Linked DNA regions of Homo sapiens: region 2 is linked to region 1. A link is a contact called in ENCODE Hi-C or POLR2A ChIA-PET data. All regions are on one chromosome and are shown on one strand. The core of a region is the stretch at or near the end of the contact, and the rest is flanking DNA. Distances in the headings are between cores, read along the strand shown.

Region 1 (4,702 bases), core at 2,042-4,541:
AGAAAAAAAAATTAGCCAGGCGTGGTGGCGGGCACCTGTAGTCCCAGCTACTTGGGAGGCTGAGGCAGGAGAATGGCGTGAACCCAGGGGCAGAGCTTGCAGTGAGCTGAGATAGCGCCACTGCACTCCAGCCTGGGTGACACAGTGAGACTCCGACTCAAAAAACAAAAACAAAAAACAAAAAAACCCAGTATTTTTCTTTAGCATACACACAAAATTCTTATAAAAAGTTTCTGCATCCTTCTCTACTTGGTTACATGGTACACATATTAATCACTGATAAGACAGTCCAGTCCAGAAGATGGGATCACCTGGTTCATTCAACCTTTGGCATATGCCTGCTACTAGGTGGCTTAGGATGGTAAAATACGTCCTTCAGCTAAACGCAGCTTCTGAGCTTACTGCCACTCCCCTCACCATCTAAGAGTAATACTGATGTACTATACCTTTGTAGGCCTCTCATTAAAGATGGTGGATTAGATTCATCTATTCCTAGTTTTTCTAGAAGGAATTCAACTACTCCTGGATTAACAAATCCCAAGGAACTCTGCATGACATTTTCATAGGACTCCAAAGAATTGCTATTTAGCTCAACACTTCTCCTTAAAAAAATACAAACACAAAAATTGTAAAATGACTAATTTGACATTCCATTTCTAGTAAAGAAATAATATCATTTGAGGTTTAAATACTAATTCCATTTTTTGCATAAGATGGTGTGGCAATATTATGATATGGTTTCCTTTTACCAAGTCTGAAGTAATTTAACCGTTATAAAAATGTGGTATTCCTCAATCCAAGAGACTTTTGTAATGAACTGTTGTTGAAATAATACGGATAAATTACCTGTAGTATAAAGGAAGCTCTTCAGAGCTAATTACACCTAATTTAATACCAGATAGGTGTGGTGGAAGAGAAGAGCTATACAGAGATACTGCTAGCTTTTCATGGTATCTGTCAATATCCTTGATTCCAGCTTAAGAAAAAAAAAAAGAGAACTAAGCTGATTAGTAAGAAAATGTAAACTAACATAAAAAATATAAACTTTCCCAAACACTACCCTCTTAGACTGTATTTTTTTAAATTAATAAAAACAAAAATTCAACAATCATTACTTTTTTATTAGTATGATGAAACTAATCACCTCGAATGATGTCACCAGTTTGGTAATATGATAAAGGATCCCCATGGTTACTGTGAGAAGGCACATCTCTTAAGGGACAAAGAGCCTGTAATGAGAAGTATTTTAAAACACCAGACATTTCAAGCTTTGATAAGAACAGTGTCTTCTTTTATCTTAGTTGTTTGGTATGAAACAGCTAGTAGTTGAACAACCTAAAGTAAAAATTTAAATAAGGATTTAGTTAAAAGTAATTTCCGTGTCCAAACACAGTAAAATATGTTTGCTGGTTCAGTTAAAAAACTAAAATCTCATGAAACTTTCCATTAGTTTAGGAACCAAATATGATGGCTTATGACAGTATACAACATGCATCAAAAACAAACTAAAATTTGTCTAAAAGGTATAAGGATTCCAGTGAAAATGAAATGCCAATTCTCCAAAGTATTTTGTCTGTTATCCAATCTGTAATACCTTCTGCTTTTCTTCCTTTTTATCTGCCTGGATAGATGGCAAATACCCAATCTTTTATCGTGACACATTAGTTTAAATTCAGGACTATCCATCTTGGGCAAAGTATCTTAATATAATGTACAAACCACTTACATTTAATTATTGTAAATATATAAATGAAACTTCTCTCCAAATTATCCACATGAAAATATACAATGCCAAATATTAACTAATTAAGAATACATATGTTCAACTACAAGAAATAAGTCTGAATATCAATCAACCTCACCACGTCCACTGATACCTCTTTGAGCATTTAGAAAAGAACACTGTGCCTGCCAACCAGTTTAAATTTAAAAAATCCCAAAAACCAGAAATGGAGGGAGAAACTGGGTAACTTACACTAATTTTTTTAAACTATTTTTCTCCAATTAACATTTAATTTCCAAAAGCATCTTGGCAGGTATACTTGAGCACAACTGCATGCAAAGATATAGTTCTTGCATTGAGATGCGTTAACAAAAACAGAAGCAATCCAAGTAACAAAAATAACTTACTGTGATTTCTAAGTGGGCTATATCTCTCATGATACCACTTCCTAAACAGATCAACACCATGAAAAAACCGAATTCCCGAATAGAACTAATTCTTCCAATCACTATATCACCACGCTCAATATCTCGGAAAAACAGCTCTCTCCGATCCATACTAGGTATCTCCATGAATTGCTCTAAAGGTGGCATGATTGCATAATGATCTAAAAAAAAAAAATTAACAAAATCACTAACGATAGTTTTGAGTTCCGTTTCACCTGAAGTACTGTTAAACCGAACCGCAATCTTAAAGATTTTAAGGCTAAACTGACCTTCACTGTCTTCATTAATTTCAGAAGTTGCAGGTGCATCTGATTTCCAGGAAAGTGCAAAAAGCAGATCCGCTTTTTTGGAGATGAATTTCTGTATCTCGATGTTGTCAACTCTCTTCTCTTTTCTTAAAAAGAAAAAAATATATATGAAAATTGGGTTATCTGCAAAGCCTCTTTACTTCTAACCTTCTGCTTATGGCTTTCATCGCCCATTCCGCTCCATCCTAAGCTGCAGACAATACAACCTCAGACAAAAAGTTTTAACTAGGCATTCCCTCATTAACCAACCTGGAGGTGGAGAGCGGGGAAACTTAAAAAGTGACGCCTCCAACTCAGATAGGAAAGCTCAAGGGATTTTTAGCTAAGGAATCTGCGCCTCTACCAAGCAGTGCCAGAGAAAAAGTTCAGCCCGCATCCCGCATTGCACAACCCAGGAGCGCCCCCCGTCCACCCAGCCCAAGACACCAGCGCGCGATCGTCCTGTGCTCACGGCCGCGGCTCCACTTCCTCTAGACGCAAACCCGGGGCTGCGGTAGTGGCTGCCAGAGCTGCGTCCCCTCTTCCGTGGCGCAGTGGCACCAACGTCTCATTACCTGCCCTGCAACGGGTGCTGGGGCGGCGGGCCCCGGGCTGGCTCGGCGGCCGACCCCAGGAGGCTACGGAAGTGTGGATTGTCCTGCTGTTCGCTCCGAAGTAGAGAGAGCAAAGACGACCCGTGGCAATTTAGCGACTGCCGCAAAAGGTCCCGGTCCATGGCTAGAGAATGCAGGGCCCGGAGGCCGACGGGCTGATAGTTCCCTGTTCCGTGTCCGCTACTTGAGCCGGGTGGTACAGGAAGCGGAAGAAACTGTCTGGAGGCTGCCGGAAGTACACAGACAGCACAACCAGTTACACCCGGAAGTGTTCTGGGGTCGCCCCCACGGCGGCGCGGCGGAGCTCAGCCTCGATCTCGCGAAACCGAGCGAGACTACGGAAGGCCGAAGGATTGGGCTCAGCATTGCTTGGGCTAAAGGCTGACTAGGGCTTCCAGGAAGTGATGTATGTGAGAAGTTTGCTTTTTAAAGTGTACGTGGGATCGTTATTACGTCGAAATAGCTCGAGCTGTAACCTAGGGTAAATAATAATTCCTTTTCGTATTCATCAAGGTGCTTCTAAGTGCCAGTGCCAGGGTAAGAACCCTATACGAGTCTCCAAGCTTCTTCCCTCGACGTACTCTCTGCGTAAATCAATACCTGTGTCTCTGGCGTAACCCCATTCAACCGGCTGCTCCGGGAAGGTTTCCAGGTGGTTTTAAGGGCAGAAGAAAGGAAGGACACGGACATTTGTTAAGCACCTGGAGTGGTGTTCTCCATCCATACCCCATTTACTGTTAGTGATTGTGAATTCTAAAACCAGGATGGCTTTAATGTCTCCACACGTGCATATGCCATTCAAGTTTTACAATAACTAATGAACACATGCATTTCTTATTTAGTTTATCTCAATGGTTGCTCAAAATTTAGTGTCTGTGGGACTTACTGTATAGTGGTATGTACGCAAAAGTCAATATACTGTTCTTATGGACAATTCAAGTGATTTTCAAAGGGAATTTCAACTTAGGTCCCCCATCCCCTTACTTACTGACTTGAGAACCTAACCACTATGGTAGCTATTGTACTTTTTCATTTTAGAAAACGAGGAAACATGCTCAGAGAGTCCCAGTAAATTGCTCAATGGCACACAGCTAGTAAGAGGCTAGAGTTAGGATTCCAAACGAAGTATTAATTGGTCTTCTCAGGCAGAGTTGCTGGATTGAGTATTTTATCATATGGAAGGTCTAACTAACCCTAATTTTGAGATCATGTAGCTTCGTTTTATTCCAGTATAAAATTTGTACCATTTAAATATGTTCAGTGTAAATAGTTCAGTATAGTCCTCTTGAACAGAAATAAACGGTGACAGTTAGTCTCTCCACTTCCCACCATGTGTCTTTGAGGAAATCAACTTGCCTTTCACTGTGTTACCACTTTTGTATAGGAGATCTAGCCCAGAACATAATCGATACTGCCACACTGTTTTGTGGAAAACCCAGGCAAATAGGTAAACAGTTTGAGACTTGAGAAAATGCAACAAACAAGAATGCAACTGTAAAAGATAAATTTGGGTTAGGCACGGTGGCTCACACCTGTAATCCCAGTACTTTGGGAGGCCGAGGGTGGATCACTTGAGGTCAGGAGTTCAGAGACCAGCTTGGCCACCATGGCCTAACCCCGTCTCTACTAAAA
Region 2 (4,865 bases), core at 2,157-4,656, 5.3 Mb before region 1:
GGCGCCAGAGCGAGACTCTGTCTCAAAAAAAAAAAAAAAAACCCACAAAGAAATAATAATGAAAATAAAATAATTATATAATTATTATTCTTTAATTATAGTTGTGAGTAATATGAATGTCAAGGGGTGCCATAAGAATGTATAAACAAGAGATCTAATCTAAGCCAAAAAGTAAGATAAGGCCAGAGATCTGAGTAGGAGTCCAGGTTTAGGTGTGTGTTGGGAGTACAGGTGTTCTCAGAAAAAGGGGACAGCTCATTCAGAAGTTATTTAGTCACTTGACACTTGAGTCATCACCAAATCTCTGGATCTCAGGTACCTCAAATATTGATTCTGTTCTGGATGACTATTTTACCAAACAAGAGCCAAATTGCAAGCTCTTATAACTCAATAATAAAAAGATAAATAACCCAATTAAAAATGGGCAAAGTATCAGAATATTCGTTTCTCCAAAGATCTACAAATCACCAATAAACGCATGAAAGCATTATCATTATCGCTAGGGAAATGCAAACCAAAACCACATCGAGATACCACTTTAAACCCACTAGAGTGGTTATAATTTTTTTTGAGACAGATTTTTGCTCTTGTTGCCCAGGCTGGAGTACAATGGCACGATCTTGGCTCACCGCAACCTCCGCCTACCAGGTTCAAGCAATTCTCCTGCCTCAGCCTCCCGAGTAACTGGGATTACAGGCATGTACCACCACGCCCGGCTAACTTTGTATTTTTAGTAGAGACGGGGTTTCGCCATGTTGAGGCTGGTCTCAAACTCCTGACCTCAGGTGATCCGCCCACCTCAGCCTCCCAAAGTGCTGGGATTACAGGCATAAGCCACCACGCCTGGTCAATTTTTTTTAATACAATATAACAAGTATTGGTGAGGATGTGGAGAAATTGGAAGCCACATACACTGCTGGTGGCAGTGTGAAATGTAAAATGAATGCAGCCACTGTGGAAAACTGTTTGGCAGTTTCCCCCCAAATTAACCGTAGGGTTACTATACAATCCAGCAATTCCATTCCTAGGTGTATACCTAAGAGAGATAAAAACATGTGCTCGTACAAAAATTTGTACATGAATGTTCACAGCAGGATTATTCATAAGTTAAAAAATGGAAACTATCCAAATGTCTATTAAATGATGAATGGATAAATAAAATGTCATATATCCATACAACTGAATATAACTTGACAATGAAAAAGAATGAAATAGTAGTACATGCTACAACATGGATGAACCGTGAAAACGTACGCCAAGGAAGCCAGTTACAAAAGATACATACCATATGATTCCATTCATATAAAATGTCCTGAATAGGTTAATCTATTGAGAAAGAAAGATTTGTGATTGCCTAGGACTGGGAGGGTTGTGAGGAGTGGAGAGGAGGAGGGATGCAAAATGACTATTAATGAGTGTTTCTTTTCTTAATGTGATGAGACTACTCTAAAATTGTGGTGATGGTTGCACAATTCTGTGAATAAAAGCCATTTGAACTGTACACTTTAAATAAGGGAACTGCATAGTAGGTGAGTCGTATCTCAATAAAGCTGTTAAAAAAAATCAGGAGTTGGGGATATGGGGCTGAGGCAGGAGGAACACTTGAGACTGGGAGGTGCAATGAGCCACCGCACTCCAGCCTGCACGACAGAGCCAGAGAGACCCTGTCTCAAAAAAAAAAAAAAAAAATCAAATGACCCTTTACCAGTATCAAAGTGCCTCATCAGCCAGGTACCACCTTTTCAATGGATGGGGAGACTGAAGTGTAGAGGAATTAAGTATCCGACTTGGGGGTTGGGGGAAGTGGCTCACGCCTGTAATCCCAACACTTTGGGAGGCCGAGGTGGGAGGATCGCTTGAGCCCAGGAGACCAGCCTGGCCAATATGCCAAAACTCCGTCTCTATAAAAAATACAAAAAATTAGCCTGGCGTGTTGGCAGGCGCCTGTAATTCCAGCTGCTACGGAGGCTGAGGCGGAGAATCACTTGAACCCGGGAGGCAGACGTTGCAGTGAGCCGAGATCGCGCCGTTGCACTCCAGTCTGAGCGACAAAGCAAGACTCCGTCTCAAAAAAAAGAAGAAAGAAAGTATCCGACTTGGTCTTGGGCTCTTCTCACTATAATCCAACTATATTCTCTTACGAAATGGCAGAATTAATCTTCCCTCCTTGTGACACCCCTGTAGTTATACATGCCTCTGGCACTTACAATCATTTTTTCTAATTGTGTTTAACGGTTCTAGCACATTACTTTGTAACTTTAGAATAGAGATTGTGTCTGATTCCTGTGTATTAAGGTCCGACCTTTTTTATTTTTATTTATTTATTTTTTAGACAGAGTCTCGCTCTGTCGCCCAGGCTGGAGTGCAGCGGTCCGATCTCGGCTCACTGCAACCTCCGCCTCCCGGGTTCAAGCGATTCTCCTGCCTCAGCCTCCCGAGTGGCTGGGATTACAGGCATGCATCACCACTCCCGGCTAATTTTTTTGTATTTTTAGTAAAGACTGGGTTTCACCATGTTGGCCAGGCTGGTCTCGAACTCCTGACCATGTGATCCGCCTGCCTCGGCCTCTCAAAGTGCTGGGATTACAGGCGTGAGCCACCGCACCCAGCCGATCTGACCTTTTTTTTTTTTTTTTTTTTTTTTTGAGACGGAATCTCGCTCTATTGCCCAGGCTGGAGTGCAGTGGCGCGATCTCGGCTCACTGCAAGCTCCGCCTCCTGGGTTCACGCCATTCTCCTGCCTCAGCCTCCCAAGTAGCTGGGACTACAGGCGCCCGCCACCGCGCCTGGCTAATTTTTTTGTATTTTTAGTAGAGACGGAGTTTCACTGGGTTAGCCAGAATGGTTTCGATCTCCTGACCTCGTGATCCACCCGTCTCGGCCTCCCAAAGTGCTAGGATTACAGCGTGAGCCAGCGCGCCCAGCCCGATCTGACCTTTTTTAAATGAAGACGTATTCAGGAAGGAAATATCTACAAGTAAGACAAAATTAAGTAAGAACCCAATGTACGAACATTCACTTCTCTAACAAAGGAAAGACACAAAACAAGAAACTAATAAGGCGGAGAAAGGAATTGAGATTGGGGGAAACAGCATCTCCTTCCTCCCTGCACACTCGGCAGGTTCCCTGGAAAGTTCTAGAAGGGATTCAGAAGTGGCTGGTGACATCACTGTGGCTCCGTGGCGCCCACTACAGCAGCCAAACGACACGCTAGCTTTCCCGCCTCATAGAGGCTCGTGAATGGGGGTGGGGCCCTGCGAGGGGCGGGGTCACGTCACTTCCTGTGCGGGACGCGCTGCAGCTGGAGAGGAAAGGCAGAGCGAGGAGGGGCGAGGCCAAGAAAGCGCGCGTTTCTGGGAGGGGAGGAGCCTGGCTAAGGAGCGCCGCGTCACATCCGGTAGAGTTAGAGCCCGTGCGGAGGCGGTGCGGAGCATTTCGGCTCTGAGCGGCTGGGCGACCGGCGCGTCGTGCGGGGCTGCGGCGGAGCCTCCTTAAGGAAGGTGCAAGAGGTTGGCAGCTTCGATTGAAGCACATCGACCGGCGACAGCAGCCAGGAGTCATGAGCGACAGCGGCGAGCAGAACTACGGCGAGCGGGTACGTAGAGCTGCGGTAGGGGGTGGCTGTGTGGTCCTAGCTCCTTGCATCTTTTTCTAGGCCCGTCGGCCTCGGGCCAGGAGGCAGGGGCGTTTTAGGCTCCGAAGTCTGAAGCCGGGAGGGCAGGCAAGGGAGACAGCATTTAACCAAAAAAAGCCTTTGTGGATAGTGCCTTAGTGCCTTTGGTCGTGAAGGAGGGAGGCCCCCGGCGGGTTTATGTGGCTTCTGCCCGAGACGGCCGTTTTTCCCGTTATAAGAGGGGGAAGATGAAAATGGCCGCTGCGTCCCCGCGGTGTTGGGGGAGGGGAGCGATATCTTATTTCGGCGTTGCTCTCCTGCGAAGGTCCGCCGCAGCCATCTTGGGCTGGCGGGCTGGGCGAGCTGCCAGAGGCACAAAATGGCGGAGAAGCCGCGCGGCAACGCGGACCCGACCCGCAGCGGGCCGCGCTTCGTAAGGCCGCGTGGTGGGGTGCAAGGGGACAGACGACGTTCTTTTGGGTCTTTGGGCCGGTGTTTAGGTTAACGAAGGACCGTCTTTGCCTCCACGGAAAGGACGGAGTCTGGGATGTCTTTGGGGCCTCTTAAGATGGAAACTAATCCAAGGCCGACTAAGTTCTGGGCCCGTTAGGTGGAGGGGATTGCGTGAGGGCTTTGTGTTTGGCCTAAATGAAGCGCTTTTCTCTGATGCCGAAAGGGCTTCCCAGGCAAAAATCTGTATCAGTATTCTATTAGGACAGACCACAAAGTCGTTAAGATGATTTTGTGGACATCGCATTTCCACGGGATTGTGAAGGAGAAATTGGCGGGCAACCATTTACGGCGCCGTTATTTCCTTTGTTTTGAGGCGTTCTAATACTTAGAACCACAGCGTGTGTTGGCTACAGTTTTCTTTCCCTTAAGTTTCCACCTCTTAAAGGTGTTCAGTGAGGGTTGATTGAATTGCGGGAACAAGACAGTTCTAGGGTTTAAACAGCATACGTAGCTGGTCTGTGGGGCTCTGGGTATTGGATTCGGAAAGCATTGAATGATGCGAACATACGAGGCTTGCTAGAATTAAGAGGAATCTGTTAGAAGGGTGATAGAAAAGCACCATAGAAATTGATTTTTGAGGCTGTGGGAATAATTTGTGCTTTTTTAAAAAAAAAAAACAATTTGTTACCTAAGTTTCCCCTTGTTGGTAAAGCTACCTTAAGATCTGAATATGATTTATCAGGTAAATAAGACTATTAAATGTCTTAGCAAACTTTTGATTAAGATTTTATATGATTCC

The links. A loop is a pair of places that touch in the nucleus more often than their neighbours do. ChIA-PET counts read pairs that join two places held with the same protein, here RNA polymerase II (POLR2A). Pooled maps may share reads with other maps.
Region 2: a map of naive thymus-derived CD4-positive, alpha-beta T cell shows a loop between it and region 1 (29-fold over the local background). The contact joins the promoter of TRA2B here to the promoter of TTC14 in region 1. A Hi-C loop is called at or near these places in 2 of 168 maps with a recorded cell type or tissue (CD4-positive, alpha-beta memory T cell and naive thymus-derived CD4-positive, alpha-beta T cell) and 11 of 50 pooled maps. POLR2A ChIA-PET finds 5 or more read pairs at or near these places in 2 of 52 experiments (CD4-positive, alpha-beta T cell and CD8-positive, alpha-beta T cell).

The regions. Positions count from the first base shown.
Region 1 is chr3:180,600,752-180,605,453 of GRCh38, reverse strand. It overlaps TTC14 (tetratricopeptide repeat domain 14), which reads right to left and starts at 3,291. Exons shown (of 12, transcript NM_133462.4): 1 at 3,032-3,291; 2 at 2,439-2,563; 3 at 2,131-2,330; 4 at 1,145-1,229; 5 at 847-976; 6 at 447-602. The coding sequence starts at 3,192. It overlaps TTC14-DT (TTC14 divergent transcript), which reads left to right and starts at 3,341. Exons shown (of 3, transcript NR_183700.1): 1 at 3,341-3,551. RefSeq lists an enhancer at 3,211-3,500.
Region 2 is chr3:185,936,555-185,941,419 of GRCh38, reverse strand. It overlaps TRA2B (transformer 2 beta homolog), which reads left to right and starts at 3,406. Exons shown (of 9, transcript NM_004593.3): 1 at 3,406-3,595. The coding sequence starts at 3,560. RefSeq lists enhancers at 3,475-3,934, 3,345-4,072, 3,975-4,184.